Regions from separate parts of the Homo sapiens genome. Here region 1 is linked to region 2. Evidence: chromatin loops called from intact Hi-C (ENCODE). Cell type or tissue: Calu3. All regions are shown on one strand. Each heading gives the region's core, and the rest is flanking DNA. Links, peaks and the distances in the headings are about the cores only.

Region 1 (10,986 bases), core at 1,217-9,216, 55 kb after region 2:
ATATGACAAACCCACAGCCAAGATCATACCGAATGGGCAAAAGCTGAAAACATTCCCCTTGAAAACTGCCACAAGACAAGAATGCCCCCGTCACCACTCCTATTCAGCATAGTATTGGAAGTTCTGGCCAGAGCAATCAGGCAAGAGAAAGAAATAAATTGTGTTCAAATAGAAAGAAAGGAAGTCAAATTATCTTTGTTTGCAGGTGACATGATCCTATATCTAGAATCCCATTGTCTCAGCCCAAAAGCTTCTTAAGCTGGTAAGCAACTTTAGCAAAGTCTCAGGATACAAAATCAATGTGCAAAAATTGCTAGCATTCCAATACACCAATAACAGGCAAACAGAGAGCCAAATCATGAATGAACTCCCATTCACAATGCTACGGATAGAATAAAATATCTAGGAATACAGCTAACAAGGGAAGTGAAGGACCTTTTCAAGGAGAACTACAAATCACTGCTCAAAGAAATCAGAGAGGACCCAAACAAATGGAAAAACATTCCACACTCATGGATAGGAAGAATTGATACCGTGAAAATGGCCATACTGCCCAAAGTACTTTATAGATTCAATGCTATTTCCATTAAACTAACATTAACATTCTTCACAGAATTAGAAAAAGTTATTTTAAAATTCATATGGAACCAAAAAAGAGCCAAAATAGCCAAGACAATCCTAAGCAAAAAGAATAAAGCTGGAGGCATCATGCTAACTGACTTCAAACTATACTACAAGGCTATAGTAATCAAAACAGCATGGTACTGGTACAAGAACAGACACATAGACCAATGGAACAGAATAGAGCAGTCAGAAATAAGACCACACACCTACAGTCAACTGATTTTTTATAACGTTGACAAAAACAAGCAATGGGGAAAGGATCCTCTATTTAATAAATGTTGCTGTGTGAACTGGCTAGCCATATACAGAAAATTGAAACTGAACCCCTTCCTTATACCATATACAAAAATTAACTCTAGATGGATTAAAGACTTAAATCTAAAACCCAAAATTAGAAGAAAATCTAGGCAATACCATTCAGGACATAGGCATGGGCAAAGATTTGATGAGGAAAATGCCAAAAGTAATTGCAACAAAAGCAAAAATTGACAAATTGGATCTAATTAAACTAAAGAGCTTCTGCACAGCAAAAGAAACTATCATCAGACTGAACAGACAACTTACATAATGGGAGAAAATTTCTGCAATCTATCCATCTGACAAAGGTCTAATATCCAGAGTCTACAAGGAACTTAAATAAATTTATAAAAAACAAAGCAAAACAAAACCACACACAACCCCATTAAAAAGTGGGCAAAGGGCATGGACAGACACTGCTCAAAAGAAGACATTCACACCAACAAACATATGAAAAAAGCTCAACATCACTGATAATTAGAGAAATACAAATCAAAACTACAATGAGATACCATCTCATACTTGTCAGAATGGCTGTTACTAAAAAGTAAAAAAACAACAGATGTTAGCAGGGTTGCGGAGAAAAAAGAATGCTTTTGCACTGTTGGTAGGGGTGTAAGTTAGTTTAACCATTGTGGAAGATAGTGTGGTGATTCCTCAAAGACCTAGAGGCAGAAATACCATTTGACCCAGCAATCCCATTACTGGATATATACCCAAAGGAATATAAATCATTCTGTTATAAAGATACATGCTTGTGTAAGTTCACTGAAGCACTGTTCACAATAGCAAAGCATGGAATCAACCTAAATGCCCATCAGTGATAGACTGGATAAAGAAAATGTGGTACATATAAACCATGGAAATTACTATGTAGCCATAAAAAGAAATGAGGTCACGTCCTTTGTAGGGACATGTATAGAGTTGGAAGCCACTATCCTCAGCAAACTAATGCAGGAACAGAAAACCAAACACCTCATGTTCTCACTTATAAGTGGGAGCTGAATGACGAGAACACATGGACACATGGGGGGAAGAACACACACTGAGGTCTGTTGGAGGTGAGTGTTGTGGGAGGGAGAGCATCAGGAAGAATAGCTATTGGATGCTGGGCTTAACATCTAGGAGATGGGATGATCTGCGCAGCAAACCAACGTGGCACATGTCTACCCATGTAACGAAACTGCACATCTGGCACATGTACCCCTGAACTTAAACTAACAGTTGAAAAAAAATACTTGGTATCTTACTTCGAAATTTTAGAATATTTTAAAAGAGTTCTTAAAAAAGATTTGAATGTTCTGTTAAGTTCCACTGAAACAAAAGAATTATGTTTTCTAGATCAGTTTCTAAATCTACTGGAAATAATCAGATCTATTTTCACACATTTGTAAGCAAATAAACAAATAAAAGCAGAATGATGAAATAACCAGATTTATTAACCTATGTATGTTTGGCCCCCATGGTCTGGATTCTGTTCTTCTGCAGAACTGTTTTCTCCTTGATCATCTAGTGATTTCTGGTGTAGTGGATTTTTTTTTTTCTAACAGATTTGGTTTTAATGAACTCAGGAACAACGAGGATTATTTGGATTAAAGCTTATTTATCTTCTTCTCTAATTATATTTTTAGAAGGGGACATGGGGTCACTAAATGTGTCTTTCCTAATACTACATTATCTCTCTCTTCCAGAATATCTCCTCAATGTGACTTTTTTTTGGGTTGGAGGTGGTGGTGAGGAGGTGGGGCTTGGGAGAAGAGCTCTTACTAAGTGCTTACTTACTCCCTTATTTTCAATGTGTGGGCTACATGCTTCCCTGTGCTGATCCTGCCAAATTCTGTGCAGAGCTCTTTGATCTCTTCTTGCTGCCTTATATGGGTGTGGGAAGGATGAATTAATTAACACTTATAAAGAGCTTTGAAGATGAAAGTGCTTTGTTAGTGCCACCACATTTCTAGGCTTCTCCCTGTCTCTAGATTTTACTATGTCATGGTCCTCCCTACCTTTCACCCCGGGGCAGACACTGTTTGAACTTGTAGGGATAGTTCACTGGACTTCTAAAGAAAGAGGCCTAGGTTTTGCAATGGAGAATGAAATAGTTCCAATGGAAGCATTCTCATTTTCCTGGACTTGCCAAAACATAGCCAGCCCATTTTAGATCAAACTTCTTACTTAACTTTAGATATTTTTTTTTTTTTTTGAGGTGGGGAGCATTGCAGATGTGTAATGGATTTACACTCCAAACCTTTGTATAACCCAGAATCCCTTTTCCACCATGAGAAAATGTTCAAGTCAGTCATTTTCAGTAAAACCTACTCACTGTTCCCACCCTGGCTGAGCAGAACGCTGGCCTCAGTCATTGTCTCCTGAGATCAGCACCTCTTCTCACTGAGGTTCTAGCCATACTTTTCTGTCTCACTGGAATCTCACATCTTTATAATATCTCTGCTCACTTTTTCTTTAAACCACATAGAGAAAATTACTGTGTCAACATTTTTCCAGTTTGAATGCCTATTCTTATACCAACACACTACCCAGACAGTGGATTGATCACTGATGGGCTCTGGAATGTGGATTTGGTTGACACAAAGATATGACCATAGACTCCACCAAAGATTGTCATGTGAGCGTGGCTCCTCTATGACAGAACCATGAAGTCTAATGCCTTTCCCACTCATGCCTGTAAGCGCTGAGACCAGCCTCAAGGCATTAGTGATCTGTCACTGTCCTGATCTGTCACTACTTTTTTGGATTGACCTGAAATAGCTTTTTGTAAGGGGAAGGATGGAGAACCTTTGCGAAAATTGCGAAGACAGGTAGAATCCAAACCAAATGAGGGCTATATTTCTTCATTTTCAGAGACAGTGGTGAAGATTTGTAAATAGATGGTGTGGCCAAATAAAGTATTGCTTTAGTACATTCTACCTTTATGAAAATGACTCCTTAGTTTGGCATTGCTAAGTGAGTGTTCAGATTTGAGATTTTGCCTGTTTTATTTGTTCTAAAATTTTGTTCAAAAAGAAACTACTTTTTTACATCGTTACGTCATCCCTTATACTCCCTTCTGTTTTCTTCCTTGGTTTAAAAAAACTTTATAGAATTATTATTATGATCATTACTATTTACAGAGCACCTGTAACATGCCAGGCATATACTAGATGCTTTTCTTCCAGTATTTCATTTAATTCTCACTACAGTTATCTGAAGTAGATTTGACTAGTTCCATTTTATTAATGGGAAAAATGAAGGCTTAGAAAAGTTACTAATTTGCCCATGGAGCTTGTAAATGGCAAGACTGAGATCTAAACCCAGGCCAGAGTGAATCCAGAGTCCATGCCCAGAGTCCACGCTCCAGCTAATATTCTACCCTCTCAAAGACTATGTTTACTGTAGCAGTAGAAAGTGTATTCTCCTCTGATGCATAAAATGCAGGAAGGACTTTACAATCCACTCCAATGAGTCATCTAGCATAGTGGAAATTCTTCAAGATTTTTCTAGCTGATTTTCTAGTCAGTACACTGAGTACTGGCTGGGGTGATGTTGAAGAAGCTTCTTAACCTCTTTGAGGTTCAATATCTCCACTTCTAAAATGGGGCTAATGATAATACCCAGCACATGGGAATTTTGCTATGTGATTATATACATGCAATGGATGGTGAATGGTGAGTTGCTAAGTCAATGCTGTTAGTAAGCAACTGCGTTATTCTTGATGAGAGATCATGAAACTCTGAACTAAAGACACCTGAAAGGAGGCAACATATATGAGAGAAACTCCTTGGGAAAAGGACGTGAATGAAAGAGAGGACTTCAACATGAAGCATCACTGGGAGGTAGAGGCAATTTAACTGAGGCAAGAATCACAGGACAAGGGACAGGCTTGTCGGGGGGAGGCGGATAAAGACTTCAGTTTGGAACACTTGGGTTTGAGGTGATGGGAGAATTTTTATGTAGATATGCTTACCAGGACTTTGCCAAATAACACACTTCTCCTCAAATTCTTGCTCCAGTTGGCTCTTGGTGAAACTCAACCCAAAACACTGAGTAACCCAATCAATAGCTCTATCTTGCTCTTGAGTGGATAAGATACATGCAAGATTTCACTTGATATTGGTCTGAGCAGTGTTCATTCACTGGCACTAGTAACTCAACCAGCATTAAATCATTCCATAGCTGAGAAGAAGTTTGATCAAAAGGACAGAAGATAGAGTTAAAGATGTGGGTTTAGGTGCCAAAAGCAGAAAGAAGATATTTTGAGATATCAAAGTGGATGAGAATGTCAAGGAGGAGAATACAAAGTCAGAAGCAAATTCTAGTTAGAGAGTCTTGTGAAAGCCTACATGTAAAGAACAGGCATTTAAAGGAAATCCAGAGAAGACAAAAGGCAGAGAAAAACTAGGGAATGAATTTCAGAACAAACAAGGGAGAAGAGTTTCAAGTAAAGGTTGACATCAGTGTTGAGTTCTGCAGGGATGACAAGGATCAAAGGACTGTGAATTTGCAATTACGAGAGTGTTGGAAACGTCTGAGAAAAGAGTTTATGAAGAGTAGTGAGAGCTGAAGCTGCATTTCAAAGGGCTATTGAAATACCGGGGCCAGGGAATGAGCTCTACTCAGTCCAATCTCAAGTGAAATCTTGGGCATATCTTATCCATTCAGGAGCAGGAGGGACCACTTGGTTGGGTTGCTCAGTGTCTTGAGTTGAGTCTCACCAAAAGCTGACTCCGGTCAGGATTTGGTGAGGAGTAGTGTATTTGGGAGGTGATGCCAGGAAGAACCAAGAGAAGAATGGGGACTTGAGGCAGAGAAGGGAAAAAACAATACAGGATGTTAATGATTAAGTTGATATGGGCATTTGGGGCTCATTTCTGCTGGGGACATCTTGGAGACGATATAAAATATGCCTTGGACATGAGCCCTTTGAGCAGTCAGGTAACTGAAAGTGTTTATCCTCCAATTCTTGCTTGTATTGACTAAGGGTTGTTCTCAGAGTGTCAACCCTGGCCCCTCTGACCTAGCCTGTGTCTGCAGAGTGCAAAAAACGAAAAAAACAAAAAACAAAACAAAACAAAAAAACACCACAGATAGGGTTACAAATGCATGCAATACAAAGCTGTTAGTGTTTATGGTGAGTGCAGAGGGAAGTGGCCAGGTTCTGCTATAATTAGGGATGGAAACAAGGAAGGAAGAGACTAAGGAAAGCAAAGGACTGAGAGATTAACATTTACTGAGTGCCGAATATGCACGGGATACTGCATATGTTAGCATGTGTGTGTGTTTCAGCCTCACGTAGTCCTCATGATTTCCATTTGAAGAAACTGAAATTCAGAGAGATTAACTTTGCAATGAGCAACAGAGACCCAGTTCTTTATTAGGTCACCTAAAGATCAAGCTACTCCACCATTCAGCAAGTAAATGTGGGGTGTTAATGTGGGCATAGTCAAAATAGTGGCCTGTGGTGTGTTTGGACAGATCATCTCATCGGAATGGTGCTCTTTGTTTCTGAATTTGTGCTTTCATTCCTTCCCTCATTTGGAAGGAGTAATTAATAGCTTGGTTTTAAAAAGATCCCCTGCAGGTTTACGGGCTGCACATGGAAATCAAAATAACTAAAAGAATAATGAAATTGTGTTAACAAAGGATATTATTATCTCTTCTAATTATTTATGTTGTTAGAAATTTGAACATAAGATTTGCTATGATTATCCTGGAATGCTGAAAATGGAAATTACTTGTCGATGTACTCATCCTGTCCCACTAAGGTGTCCCTCTCTACCCTTTCCTTGTGTTCTTCCTGGAGCTGCATTCGTCCTGTCTACTACCTGGGCTCCAGATTTCTTTCCTACCCAGCATCTGCCTTAAGGTTCTGACTGATAACACTCTGATTAACTTTGTCCTTCCTGGTTGAAACCTGTTTCTCTTCCTACTCATCTTTTCAGACCTTTTGCTTAAAAATCTCTTTCTTTATCTCCTCAATTAATCATGCAGTGGAGGCAGTTGTTGTGTTGCTTCTGGCTTTCTTCTGCCTCCCTTGATACCTCTCTCTTTGGTCCTAACCTTCGGACTCTTGGCACCACCCCAGCTAATCTGATAAAGATCATTCTGGTGAATGCTCTCCATGGGGAAGACTAGAGCAGCAGGGGGCCCTCCAAGCCCCTCCTTCCCAGGCAGAGTCTCTTTGTAAATTGTTGTTTTGTGTTAATGATTTTCCAGTTTTGGTTTCATATTTTTAAAATGGAGGATATAAACATAACAGCAAAGAAGCTTCTGAAAAAAAGAATAGAAACAAATACGCTAATCAATTGCACCACCCTGACAATAGCTGCTTTCTTTGTGCTTATTCTTTGCAAGTCTTTATTCTAGTGTGTAGTTCTGATTTCTGCATTTTAAAGTTAATATTATTTCAGGATCACTTAAAATCTATTTCTAAACAAACATCATAATTATCAATTTTAATGACCAGTTAATATTCCATTGTGTTGGTGGCACCAGGTTTAACAATTCTCTTTGTAAAAATCAGTTTTTAATTCTCTAGGATAAATGCCTAAGAGTGCAATTGTTGGGCTGTATGATAAATCTATTTTTAGTTCTAAAGGAAACTGGCAAACTATTTTCCAGAGTGGCTGTAGTGTTTTACATTCCCAGTAGCAATGCATGAGTGATCCAGTTATGTCAGAGGTATCTGAACCAGCGTGACTCCATCTTGAATAGGGGCTGGGTAAAATAAGGATAAGCCCTACTGGGCTGCATTCCCAGGAGGTTAGGCATTCTAAGTCATAGGATGAGATAGGAGGTTGGCACAAGATACAGGTCACAAAGACCTTGCTGAGAAAAAAGCATGCATGAAGAAGCTGGCCAGAACCCACCAAAACCAAGATGGTGATGGAAGTGACCTCTGGTGGTCCTTACTGCTCATTATACGCGCACCGTAATGCATTAGCATGCTGAAAGACACTCCCACCAGCGCCATGACCATTTACAGATGCTATGGCAATGTCAGGAAGTTACCCTCTATGGTCTAAAAAGGGGAGGAACCCTCAGGTTCAGGAATTGCCCACCCCTTTCCCTGAAAACTCCTGAATAATCCACCCCTTTTTTAGCATATAATTAAGAAATAACTATTAGTATTATTAGTTGATCAGCCCACGCCGCTGCTCTGCCTATGGAGTAGACGTTCTTTATTCCTTTACTTTCTTAATAAACTTGCTTTGACTTTACTTTATGGATTTGCCTCAAATTCTTTCTTGTATGAAATCCAAGAACCCTCTCTTGGGGTCTGGATTGGGACCCCTTTCTGGTAACTGTTTCTCCACATTCTCATCAGCATTTGATATTTGTTCAAATTGCTATTGTTTATTTTATTTATTCTAATGGGCTTGTCTGCAATAGTCTCAGATGAAGCTTGTTGTTTCATCAAAATTATTAATAGTGCTTCTTCCACTCTTAAAGTTGCCAGTTTCCTCAATACAGTATATGGTCATCACGCTAGAGCACATTATATACATGGCCACCTACTTTGCCTATACCACTACATTTATATATCTTTGTGGTTTTAACGTGCATTTCCCTGATGACTAATGATGTTGAACATATTTTCATGAGCTTATTTGTCATCTGTGTATCCTCTTCAGTGAACTGTTTTTTTTGCCCACTTTTAAAATTGGATTGTTGTTTTTTTCATGTTGAGTTTTGAGAGTTGTTACAACATAATTTGTCTGTTAGATATGTAATTTGCAAATATTTCTTCCATTCCATAATGTGTCTCAAACATGCTCTTTTGCAAGGCAAAAATTTACCCTTTTTTCTCTTTTATTGGTCATGTTTTTGTTGTCAAATCTAAGAACTCCTTTTCTAGTTCTAAATCTGGAATATTTTCTTTTATTTTTTTCTAAAAGCTTTATAATTTCTATTATACATCTTAGCCTATGATCTATTTGGACTTAATTTTTGTACATGGTATAAGGTTTAGGTAAAGATTCATGCATCTTTCAAAAAATTTAGTGGAATCTCATTTAGAATAGGAGTAGGAATAATAAAGTAGAGGTATATGAGGGTTTTTTTAAGTATGGGTTTTATTTCTAATTTAAGGGATGACTATGATATTGGGTATCTCAAGTGCTGGGAAATTCAAACTCAGTATGAGGAAAGAGGACAACCTCAGCTCAATAGTAAGTGAGATATTTACAGGGCAGGTGGAAGTCCTCTCATAACCCACAGAGGGTGCAGACAACATGTCCTGGAGTGGTCTTGCACAATCCCAGATCACAATCATTCCACTGAAATTATTCATAGTGCCACTTCCCCCTTCCCCTGTCAAAGGGGCTTGATTTCTTCAACACAGAATATGGTCATCCAACTGGATCACATTATGTAAGTGGCCACCTGCTTTACCTATGCCTATCTGCTTTTTCCACGTCCCTATCTTAAAGGAAATGCCACAGACCCCCAAATTTTATGTAATTGTCTAAGAGATTAATTTGGTGCTTTAATTTCAGAAAAGTATAGAAATTTCTTGCTGGAAGGGATCTCAGGGATGCTTCAGACAAGCTAACATGTATCTAGCCCTTACTATGTGTCAGACACTGTTCTAAGAATTTTATGTGCAATGGTCAATTCTCACCGAAACCCTGAAAGGAAGTTTTATCATTTTCATTTCACAGACAATGCTATTGGGGGAATACAGAGGCTAAGCAACATGCCAAGGTTTTGTGGCTGGGGATTAGAAAGTCGTGATTCAACCTGGGCAAAGTGGCTCCAAGGACTATGCTTAACCACTGCCCCAGTCACTTCCTCTCCGTGGTGTCCTGCAAGTGTACCAAGAGAACCCAGCAAGGTTAATAAATTTAAAGTGGTGAGGGAGGACCCAACCCAAGTTCCTATATTGTAACAGCTATATCTGGCAAGTTAAATGGACTGTGGAATAATAAAACCCAAATATTTCTGTGTGTGGAAAACCTGGGGTCTGATAAAGGCTTGGGTTATATAGTCCAGGTACACATAAAAAGACCTTGGACAAGTCACTTAATGGACTTCAATTGCCTCATTACAGAGGGATAATGAAAATACCTAACTCATATGAGGTGTGAGTATCTAGGTCGGTGATGAATTTGGTGTTGTCTGAGTTACATATCAGAAAAATCATTCAAACAGTATTAAAATAGTGAACAGTACTTTAAAGCATTAATGTAGTGTGGTGTCCTGGGCTATGGCTGGCTGGTTGACTGTGTTTACAACTTGGTTTGAAAAGTCACGGTTCATTCTTTTTTTTTTTTTTTTTTTGAGACGGAGTCTCGCTCTGTGGCCCAGGCGGGAGTGCAGTGGCGCAATCTCGGCTCACTGCAAGCTCCGCCTCCCGGGTTCATGCCATTCTCCTGCCTCAGCCTCCCGAATAGCTGGGACTACAGGCGCCCGCCATCACGCCCGGCTAATTTTTTTGTATTTTTAGTAGAGACGGGGTTTCACCGTGTTAGCCAGGATGGTCTCGATCTCCTGACCTCGTGATCCGCCCGCCTCGGCCTCCCAAAGTGCTGGGATTACAAGCGTGAGCCACCGCGCCTGGCCGGTTCATTCTTTTGTATGTTTTTGCTGCTCAGAAATGAAGGCAAGAGCCTCCCTCTCATATTTCTCCTTCCATAGGTAAAGATATAATTGGCCCAGCCACAAAAGTCAAGAGAACCTGAAATGCCAGTTGATATCCAGGTTTCAACTTTATTCTGAAACAACTTTGCTCATAGTTTTTATCATATCCCTGAATGCAATAGACACTTGTGGCTCATTGGTAAGTTTCCCGTTTATAGCACATAACTAGAGGCTGCATAAGGAGACACCTGGTTATGACACTATAGAAGAAACTTCCGCAGAGTTTATGGGAGGCTGAATGAATGGGCTGGGTTATACGCCATTAAGTATGGAGTGATTTTTATCAGAACAATATATATTTCCTTCTATATAGACAGTGGCTGAGTGTTTCAAGTTATATAACTAGCTGTTCTGGAAGGGTTTGAAGAAAAACAACAGGGGATTCAGTTAAAGGTAAAAGAGATTTAACCATCCTTTCTAATCCAGCTC
Region 2 (10,986 bases), core at 1,798-9,797:
TGGTAATGTATTCCACAGGGTAGTCTTCCTAGGGAATTCAACATGACGCGCTCAACAAACACTTCTTGAATCACTACGTCTTTTTACACAATCCCCCCTCCTTTTTTTTCCCTTTCTTTCCCTAATCATACACAACTGTGTGGGAATTTGCTTTTGAAATTGAATGAGGGAAATGCAGTGTAGCAGTCTTCTTTCTTTTTTTTTTTTACAGTTCAAAAAAATCTGATTTTAATTTTTTTTTTTTGGTATTACATTTTGTACAATTTTGAATTGATTTCTCCTGAGTATAGACAATTGATGGATTCCTGTTATTGGCCTCTGTCTGCCCTGGGATATGAAAAATGAAGGCAGTTTAAACAGCACAGAGGAGGGAACACAGGCTTTGGATTCTGTTGTCTGGAGTGGACTCTGGGTGACCTCAGGCCAGTTCCTTCCCTTAAGAGTCTGTTTCTAGGGCTTGTAATGAGAATTAAGTGAGATAAGACATAAAGCTAGTGCATAGATATATACAGCTTATAGTACGTGCTTGATAAATGTTTATTTTCTTTCTACTCCGTCTATTCTTAACCCTGACACATATTTCTTATGTAACCTGGAGAGGGATCTTTCAACACTTGGGCATAATAGTCTGTACCTGTCATTTAGTACTTCTTACGTTTTCTTCACTGGCCTGGGCTTTCCCACAGTAGGTTCCAAGCACCTTGAGGATAGAACAATATGTTTTATTTTTAGGTGCTTTCATGCCCAATCACCTATAATTAAGCTCATCATCAAGTAGGAGGTGGTCAGATACTTTTTAACTAACTTTGCTTGATTTCACCTGTCATGTGGTGATAATGACTGCATTTGTCCCTCTGTAAGAAATTAATTAGAAAAGTTTTTTAAAACTTCATGTCTCCTCAGATATTCGTGACGGAGATTTAAGGTGGTGTTATTGTTGCTATTGATTTATTCCATGCTTTCTTTAATCTGGAGACACTCGGATCTATACTCATCACTCTTCTCTTTGCATGGCAGGATTCCCAGCATAATCAGCAGATTAGCAAACAGTGATGTTTGTGCAGAAATGAAAGTCACTCAGAAATAAAGTGACTATATAATTTGTTGTCCAAATTGGGACACATTTGAAAGTGAAGAGAAGACCTATTAATGGTTGTGTTGGCTCCACAGTGGGAACCAGGGCTATCCAGGACAAGTCAAGTTTTCCTGGTTCTGGCAGATGGGTATCAAGGTTGTTTCTGCCTTGTGACAGTCACCCCAAACTAGCTGCGTTGCTACTACATTGAAGCAATTGCAAGACTAATTGAATTTTGTGGTGTGTTTCTTTTTTTTTTTTTAACCCCTCTGTCATTCAGGCTGGAGTGCAGTGGTGTGATCTTGGCTCAGTGTAGCCTCTGCCTCCCGGGTTCAAGCAATTCTCCTGCCTCAGCCTCCCGAGTAGCTGGGATTACAGGGGCACGTCACCATGCCCAGTTAATTTTTGCATTTTTAGTAGAGACGGGGTTTCAACATGTTGCCCAGGCTGGTCTCGAACTTCTGAACTCAGGTGATCCACTCGCCTTGGCCTCCCAAAGTGCTGGGATTACAGGCATGAGCCGCTGCACCCGGCCAAGACTAATTGAATTTTGTATGCATGCTGCAGCATTCATTTAATGTGTATATTTCTTTACCTCTGTCTAAATGTGGCACTGTGTTGGCTAAATTAAGTATATTATGTTGAAGAGAAATTCCAGGCATAGCAGGAGAGACATTACATGATCTCTTAATCATGCAACTCACAATTTAATGATGGCCTCAGGTGCAGTACTATGGACTTATTTCGCCTGTGTTTCTGCCCTAAGCTCTCTGATGTTTCTCCAACCCTAGGGCAGCATGTCAGTCTTAAGAATTTTGTCTGAAAGATGACATAATCAGTTTTACTCTAGAATTCATTTACAATTTAATTGTAGAGTTCGAGAGAAATTTCTTTGCAAACAGAAGATGCATGAACGAACCACCAGAATTATTAATTCTATATATTTTTTATAAATTGATTTTCCTCATTTTGTTAGAAGTTGCCTCTCTAAGCACTTATAATGTCTTCAGTGATATAGTAATAACCATTGGGACAGTAAGTCTGCCTTTCATGAAAGGCAAATAAATCCAGAAAGAATTTGAAATAAAGAAGGATATTTAAACTGAATCACATATGAGATTGTTGCCTGTTTTCCAGATGGAAATCAGATGCCTTCTGATGAGCAATCACCCTGTGAACATCTTTTTCATAAATAAAAATGATCTTTTTGACCAATAATGTAAGAATCTCTTTTTGCCAGTTCCCATCGAGCAATAAAATACTGTGGCCTGAATCAAAGGCCTAACAATCACTTATAACAATGCTTTATAGCAAGTTTGGTTCATTAGGATATTGGGAAGAGAACAGAACATAAAAGAAAATCAGGTTCAAATCCATTCCTTGTCTTTTGCTGATCTCTGGCTTTAGATTAGTCACTATCACCATGGCCCTCAGTATTCTGACTTATATAAGTAGTTCTTTTATGGACCCAGTGAGATAACATGTGCCCAACATGTGTGTCCATGTGTGTCTGTGCATCTATATATGTCCATCTGGATATGTATCCAGGTGTGTCTATCTGGGTATAACTCTGGATATGTGCACAAAGAGTTAATTAACGTGGCTGGACATGGTGGCTCATGCCTGTAATTCCAGCACTTTGGGAGGCTGAGGTGGATGGATCACTTGAGGTCACAGGTTTGATATCAGCCTGGCCAACATGGCAAAACCCTGTCTCTACTAAAAATACAAAAATTAGCTGGGTATGGTAGTGCACGCCTGTAATCCCAGCTACTAGGGAGGTGGAGGCAGGAGAATTGCTTGATTCCAGGAGGCGGAGGTTGCAGTGAGCTGAGATGGCACCACTGCACTTCAGCCTGGGTGACAGAGCGAGACTCTGTCCAAAAGAAAAATACCACAAGAGTAAACATTTTCTTGACATCCCTAGCATGCATACTTATATATAATAAATATTGATTCACTGAAGAAATGGTATTAACTAGAAGATAATTGATCGTTTTAATGTCAATTCATTTAGCATCGTATTCTACATGTGTTGTACCTTCCATCTCTCCTATTCCAGCTGAGCCTAAAGGTAGAAACATGAATGATGAATAGAGTCAGGACACTTCCACAATTCTTCAGTTTTTTCAGGATCCATTTTCTATTTATGTGTTTGTTCCTCCCCTCACCCCAGCATCTAGTACATGGGCAGATCACTATGAATCTCTGTGGCTTTGCTACTCAGGATCAGCAACATCTGGGGACTTGTTAAAAATGAAGAATCTTGGACCCTACCTTAGCTTTACTGAATAAGAATCTCTGTTTTAACTAGATCTAAGTGATTCAAGTGAACAGTCACATCTGACAAGCTCTGCTGCAAGAATACTAGAGGAAACGATACCTGTCAGGCATATTCTGGGAACTCACAATTTAATCAGGAGACAAAAATGTACACAGATAGCTGGTATGGATCTCAGTCCACCAGCCTTGGTATGCACAAAATTTGATTTTATTTTTTCTACAACTCAATTTAATTTGTTTCCAGTTTTATTCTGCTGGTATGATGGAAACTACTTCGAATAATCTAAAGCTTCCCTCTCTCTCTTCTGGTACAATAGCAAGGTGTTGGGATCAAGGGACAATGAGCTCATCTATTCCTCTATTCATTGTGGTATCCTCTGGGACTTGCATGGGCTGCCTGGTCCTTGATTGCCCATGGATTGTGATCATCTTATTCTTTTCCTTTTGGGCCTCTTTAAGTCTAATAACTGAGGGACTGTAACCTTGATGCCGGGCTGGAACATGGGGATTTCAGTGAGGCTTCCCATGGCCCTGTCACCTGGACACAGCCCGCAAGGGCCTGTCCAACAATTAGAACAGGAGAGTGTTTTCATGTGTATGTCCTTGTGTGTGTGTCCTGGGTGTCCATGGGTATCCATGTCTGTGGCTATTTGCATATGTGTGTCCATGTGTGTCTGTGTATGTATCTGTGTTTGTGTGTCCATGTGTTTTTGTGCCTATATATGTGTCCATGTGTGTATGTGTGTCCATGTCTATCTGTATGTGTGCTCATGTATATATGTTCATGTGTGTCTCTATGTGTGGCTTTCCGTATATGTCTGTGTGTGCCATTTGTATAAATATGTTTGAGTGTGCATGTGTGTCTATGTGTCTGTGTGTCTCTGTGTCTAGCTGTATATTTGTGTTTATATATATCTCTGTGCCTGTGTATATGTGTCCATGTGTGTTGCTATGACCATACATGTCTCTGTGTGTCTATGTGTATAAGTGTGTCTATCTGTCTGTGTGACCATATGTGTCTGGGTCTCTGTGACCATGTGTGTCTGTGTGGGGGGCGTTCTTCCTGAGACCCACTCAGGACTTTGCCCGCATAACTCTCTCCCTTATTCTTACCTCACCTCAGGAAACCTTTTCTACCCTCAGGGAACTCCTTCCCCCATTGATTTGTTCCATCTTCCCAGAAGCAGCCCTCTGCGGTGATGTCCACGTCAGAGGCACAAGCATGATCTCCGAGGGGCGGAAGTTCCTGGAGCCACACATGCCCAGGAGATTCTGCCACGCCAATTTCCTCGGGGGCAAGGGATTCTGAGCCTACTCTTTGCTTCTGTGGGGGAAAATTACCATGAGATAAAACCAAATAAGATAATGCTGCAAAAATATTATTCTGCTACATGAATGGAAGAACAACTAGAGATCAGTTACAAGGTGAGACATAACCTGGGGCCTGACTGTAGAAAGTAGCAGTCATGAATGAGCAAGCCACCCGTTTAGGAAGAGCAGCCCGGTGAGGCTCCATCTTTATTTAAGCAGTGAGGGCTGAGTGTCCCTCTGTGCGCATGTGGGCGTGGCTAGATCTTCGAGGAGGAATTCAAGATACCAGGGCTTCTGTGTGGGGCCGTGGGTGTGCTGATGCCCGCTCCTTGTGTACAGTCTTCACCAAGTTATCAACTTCAAGCTGCTGTCAAAAGTGAGGCTGTGTTGCCCCAGCTGGGGCGAGTCATTCAAGGGCTGCCTCGCTGAGCCACTTTTGTATATTTTATCCTCCCTCAGCAGACTACATGAAGGTTGTTTGGATATTCTGCTATTTCCTGTTCCTTTTGCAAGTCTTTTCCAATGGAAAACATACAAAAGGGTGAGAGGCATTAAGTATGGAACTAAATAAGATGCTGTTTAGCATATACACAGTCTCTGCTATTCACTCAGCAACTCTGAACTTGACTTTTCTGTTCTTTATTATTTTTTTTTTGTAAACAGGGTCTTGCTGTGTTGCCCAGGCTGGAGTACAGTGGTGTGATCACATGAACTCGAATTTTTAGTGCAGAAAAGGATTTCTTTATCTCTTTGTCTGTCTCTCTCTGTTTGTCTGCCTCTGCCACTTCACCTTGTATGATTATTGAATACTTTCCCAACCCAGTACTTGTGCTAATGGAATACTGTCCTGGAAGTATCATAAGTACTTCTTATGATAGTAGAATACAGTAATAGACCCCGGCATTGGGCCTCACTAAACTGTATTCCAATAGTGGCATGCAAATAACCATTCCCTCTTCCCTTCTTCATTCTTTGGGGACACTACATTCAGAGTGTCTTTTTCCTATAATTATAACTAATTAACTTAAATAGGAAAATTTTTTCTGATATGCCTGCATTTCTAGATGAAACAATAAATAGGCACAGGTTGTGGAGGTTGTGGTGATGAGTCTTGTAAGAAATTGTAAACTGGTATCAGTGTTGTGAGACACATAAGAGTCGCTGTCACCTGCGAGTAACTTTACAGGTTTTAAAGCACTTTTGTATATGTATCTGTGAATACATTCGAGCCTCACAACAATGCACTGAAATCGATAAAGCAGGTTTTTCTTGTTTTATGATGAGAAGATTGTGGGTCAGTGACTTGCCCATGGTCATACAAGTGGCAAAAGGTAGACTTGGAACTTTAGTCTAAGTCTTCTGATTCCAAGACCTCTGATGAACAATGTGTGTTAGACTAACATGGGCTTGTTTCCTTTTTTATTAAATTTAAATAGAGATGGGGTCTCGCTATGTTGGCCGGGTTGATCTTGAATTCCTGGCCTCAAGTAATCCTCCCACCTTGCCCTCCCAAAGTGCTGGGATTACAGGCATGAGTCACTGTGCCTGGCATGGTAACATAGGTTTATTTCTTCATACAAATTTTAATTGGATAAACATATGTAATTGGGTCTGCACAATACACTACTTTTGACAAGTTTAATGTCCTTAAATCCTAATAGATTGGTTCATAAGGTAGCTGGTGGGCACACCCACTGTTTTTGTCTTCTTAGCACACAATCCTCTCAACTCCTGATAACAAAACACTGATTTTCCTTTGGGGTCAAATTTTCCCTGTTATTTGCAGATTTGGTAGGACAGTGTCCCGACCCCTCACTGGCCCAGGGCTGGGCAGAATTGCTCAATTAGACTCTCTCTCTTGAGAATTTGAATCCTCAGCTGAGTGGCTTGATGGAAAATTGTCCCCATTCTATGACAGAATCCCCCCGAGACTGCCTACTAGTTTCTGCTGCTCAGATCTTTTGAGTTTTCTGGTTCTAATCCTTTCTGAGGTCTGTATGGTCAGATTTTTTTTTAATTCTATGAATTTCCCCATACTCTTTTGATGAATTTCTTTGTGATTAGCTTAGCCAGATTTATTTTAGTTGCTTATACTAAAATATGCCTAACTTATGTAGGAATTATGAAAGTAAAGTAGAAACAAGAAGTGTGTGTGCATGTGTGCAAGCACGCGTGTGTGTGAGATTTACCTCTTGTCAGATATATTTCCTCCCTTCTCACTTTCATGGAAGGAGTAAACTTCCCTGCTCCTTTAATGTTGGACTTGACCATATGGCTTTCTTTGGCTTCATGGTGGATAGAAAGTATTTCACCACTCCTTTGGGCTTAGAATGTGATTTGCTTTGGCTAGTGGGATGTTAGCAGTTGTGACTCAACAAAGGCTGAAAATGCTCTTGTATGGTAAGTCCTGGGTTCTTGTACATCTGCTGTTTCCATGAAAGGAACATGACCAGGTTAGTTTGCAGGTTCCAGGAGGAGGGGAATGAGATACATTGTGCTGAGCCACCCAGCAGAGCTGCCCCAGCCTGGATAAGCAGACCCTGCCCCAGCAAATCTACAGATAATGTGAACTAAATAAATGTTTATTGTTGCTGTGTTAGGCCATATTTACTTGGCTATAGAGAAATATTTGAGACTGGGTAATTTTTAAGATAAGACGTTTAATTGGCTCATGGTTCTGCAGGCTGTACAGGAAGCATAGTGTTGGCATCTGCTTCTGGGGAGACCTCAGGAAGCTTGCAGTCATGGTGGAAAGCAAAGCAGGAGCTTGCACATCACATGGCCAGAGCAGGAGCAAGAGAAAGAGAGAGCTGGGGGGTAGCTGCCGCATTTTACAACAACCAGATCTTGAGAGAACTCACTCACTATTGCGAGAACAGCACCAAGCCACGAGGGATTTGCCCCCATGACTGAAACACCTCCCGCTAGGTCCCACCTCCAACATTGGGGATTATAATTCAACATGAGATTTGAAGAAGACATCCAAACTGTATCCGTTGCAAACCACTGAGGTTTTTTAAAGCTGTTCATTATGCAAGATTTCTGTACCAATTGCAAATGAATATAGAAATTTGGATTAACAAGTGGTATGCTGGCTATAAGTAAAACCTAAATTATATGGGACTAGGTGGTGGTATAGGTTGGTAAAATACTGAAGAAACCATCATAGCAGCCTGCAAAAGGGATGACCCATGTTCTGTAACTGTGGTAAACTGGAAGGTAGCTATGTAACCAATGAACTTGTGGACTTGGGCAAGATGGTTTCTATGAGAATGTTGGAGTATTGGCTGGCTTCTTTTAGCCAGCTAATATATAATATTAGCTGTATGATATCGTGAGCTCAGAAAATGACCAGCTGGCCTGCAAATAGAATTTCAAGGGACTGTAGAAATCCCAGAACTTGCTGGTTTAGAAAAACATGAGTTTCTCAGACCATCTCTCCATTCAGTAGGAGATTCTTAAATGAAGATACAGTCTGACCACAGAGGTCAAGTTCCGGTACCCCAGCAAGACATGGGCTCTCACTCTAAACTTTGCTCCAAGGCTTAAAGACCAAAGCAAAAGTTGGGCTGTTAACAACTTTTAAAAACCTGTGGAAGGAATAAAATGGCAACTAGAATACCCTTTCAGTCAGACGAAAGGTATCTTAGAAAGCTTATGGATGTCTGTGGTCCCACAGCAGCCTCAGACTCCACTGCCAAGAGTGAAGTCCAGAGATAGAGGCATGTGTTAAAAATAATGGTGGGCGTGGCTTTTGGAATATGAAATAGACAGGAGTAGTTAACAGTATGCAAGAATAGCAGACATTTATTCATCTAAAGATAGTTTTAAAATTTTTAAACAAGGAAATTAAAAAAAAACTCAGAATGACTAAGTAACTAAAACCTGGATATTCACCACATGAAAATCTGCCCTGAGAAAATGCGCAATAAAAAAATAGGAATTCTAATATGATGATATGTAAATCAGAATGAAATGTCAGATATTTCGCTTCCAAGCCAGGAATGAGTTGAGATGACTGCAGCTGTTAGTGGACTATAAGCCCAGAAGTCTTGCCATGATAAAAGGCAAGTATCAATGATGCAGGGAGATATTCACAATGCATGTGATAAATATCAGGAAACAAAATCAGAGTAAGAAGCCCAGAATTAGAGACCAATGAAATAACAGCAGTTCTACTGAGAGCTTTGAAACTGAAGAGAAAATGTTGAAACCCAAGGAAGATGGAAAATTTAAGTTGGCTAAAATGAGTCTATTGTGCCTTGATTTTAGTTTAGTTCTTAACTTTGTATTCCCTAACCACCAAAATTTACAGAGTTAAAAATGGGATTAATATTCTAATATCATAAGCAAAATAATGGTAAGAATGACAAAAGTTGATTTGGCTATCTTTATCTTTCGCCAGTAAAAATTAGAACTACTTTTCCAAAATCTTTACATGATATAGTTGAGTGAACTTGGCCCGTTTTTAGTAGAGATAAAGAATTTTTTTAACCTCTATTTTCTCAAACTGTCTTTTCTTTAGTGGGATCTTTTCCTTGTTCATAGACAAGTCTCTAGAAATGTACTGTACAGTATGGTAGCCACTAGCCACGTGTGGCCATTAAAATTTTAAAAAATTAAAAATTCAGTTTCTTATGTACACACTAGCCACATTTTAGGCCCTTAGTAGTCACATGTGGCTAGTGGCTATCATATTGGACAGTGCAGATATGCAATGTTTCTACATAACAGAAAGTTCTAGTGAATAACACCCTTTGAGAACCTCATACTGTGCTTTTGATATCATAAGTGTCTCATAAATATTTTTCAACTAAAATTATTACAACTGGTTGCATTTTTCAACATCTCAGAGAAATATGCAGATGATCTTATGCCAAGAGACTGTCACTACCAAGGGAATGAGTGCAGAAAGAGAAGAAGAGAGGGCTGAGAACTGGTCTAGGGACACCCTGACATTAACCAGTTAGAGAGGAGGAAGCAGCCAGGAGGACTGTGAAGGAGCAAGTGCAGCAGGAGGAAAGATGGAGAGGAGAAGAGTGTGTGCTGAAAGCCCAGAGAGGCCAGGTGTCAGGGAAAAAGTTCTGCCGATAGGTCAAATAAGGGGAGGACTGGGGATTTACCATTTCTGGTTTCATTTTTTAATAGTTTTACTGTCACAAAAAGCAATATATTTATACTTCTCTTCGTTTCATCAAATATATCAGCATTGATTTCTGCTCTTAAAGATAAGGATTTGTCCTATGTATATTCACCTTTTTTTGATTTAACCTCTTCTTTATAGGTTCTGTTATTTTTCGTTCATGATAACTCGTGTTATTTTATGCACTTTGCTTATGCTTATATCTCTATTTCTTGATTTTCTTTCTTTTTTTTTTTTTTCTGAGACAGAGTCTAACTCTGTCACCCAGGCTGGAGTACAGTGGTGCAATTTCGGCTCACTGCAACCTCCGCCTCCCAGGTTCATGTGATTCTCCTGCCTCAGCCTCCTGAGTAGCTGGGATTATAGGCATGTGCCACCACGCCTGGCTAATTTTTGTATTTTTATTAGAGATGGGATTTCACCATGTTGGTCAGGCTGGTCTCGAACTCCTGACCTCATGATCTGCCTACCTCGGCCTCCCAAAGTGCTGGGATTACAGGCGTGAGCCACCATGCCTGGCCAATTTTATTTCTTAATTCTTCAATTTGAGGTGGTATTTCTTTGACTCCTAACTACATAGGTGGAGGAAATTAGCCTCCTATACATCAGGTAACCGTCTCTCTTCTGACTGCTGACTTCTGTCAGTTCTGTCTTTCCATTTATGTTAATGATGTAAATGTTTAACATTTACATCATGTTCTGTAAATGTAATTAAGTCTCTTGTATTCTTCTGTGTCTATAGGTTGACTGTAAAAATGGAAAACCAATAAATATAAATCATGATGTTATAATAAGTTTTTGCTGAACTAAGACTTATGATTGTCAATTTGTCTATTTGATGAAAGTGGCACTTTACTTTGGGGAATCATAAAAATATAGTACTTACCTTACACATTTAAATGCGTGTTTATTTGCCCATATTTGAATGTAAGGCCGGGGATCTTTTCTTTGAGCAGATCTAATAATCACTGTGAGAGATTTGGAACAATGGAGTCTCAGTATCTCACTGAAGCAGGCTGTGCTTAGAACAATATATTTTGAGTGACTATAATGCCAGATTCCATGAATAAATAACATTGTCCTATAATTGACATATGAAATGACATGAAAGGAAAGTTTGTCTGAAAAATTCCTTTGGTGTATAATTATAATATTACATTCCTAGAGTAAGCAC

Evidence for each region. Hi-C counts contacts between places; a loop is a spot of excess contacts. Peaks named below come from ENCODE experiments on the same cell type or tissue, not always from the same donor. Only the 100,000 strongest peaks of a DNase experiment are listed, where the experiment ranks them.
Region 1: a loop joins it to region 2, with 9 times the contacts of the local background. A loop is called at or near these places in 2 of 110 quality-filtered maps.

The regions. Positions count from the first base shown.
Region 1 is chr2:226,577,238-226,588,223 of GRCh38, reverse strand. No RefSeq gene overlaps it. Among named protein-coding and RNA genes, the nearest start is that of MIR5702, 76 kb to the left of the region's middle. In Calu3, for the core only: no CTCF peak of the experiment used is centred there; DNase peaks (open chromatin) are centred at 7,003 and 9,173.
Region 2 is chr2:226,632,815-226,643,800 of GRCh38, reverse strand. No RefSeq gene overlaps it. Among named protein-coding and RNA genes, the nearest start is that of MIR5702, 20 kb to the left of the region's middle. In Calu3, for the core only: no CTCF peak of the experiment used is centred there; a DNase peak (open chromatin) is centred at 5,960.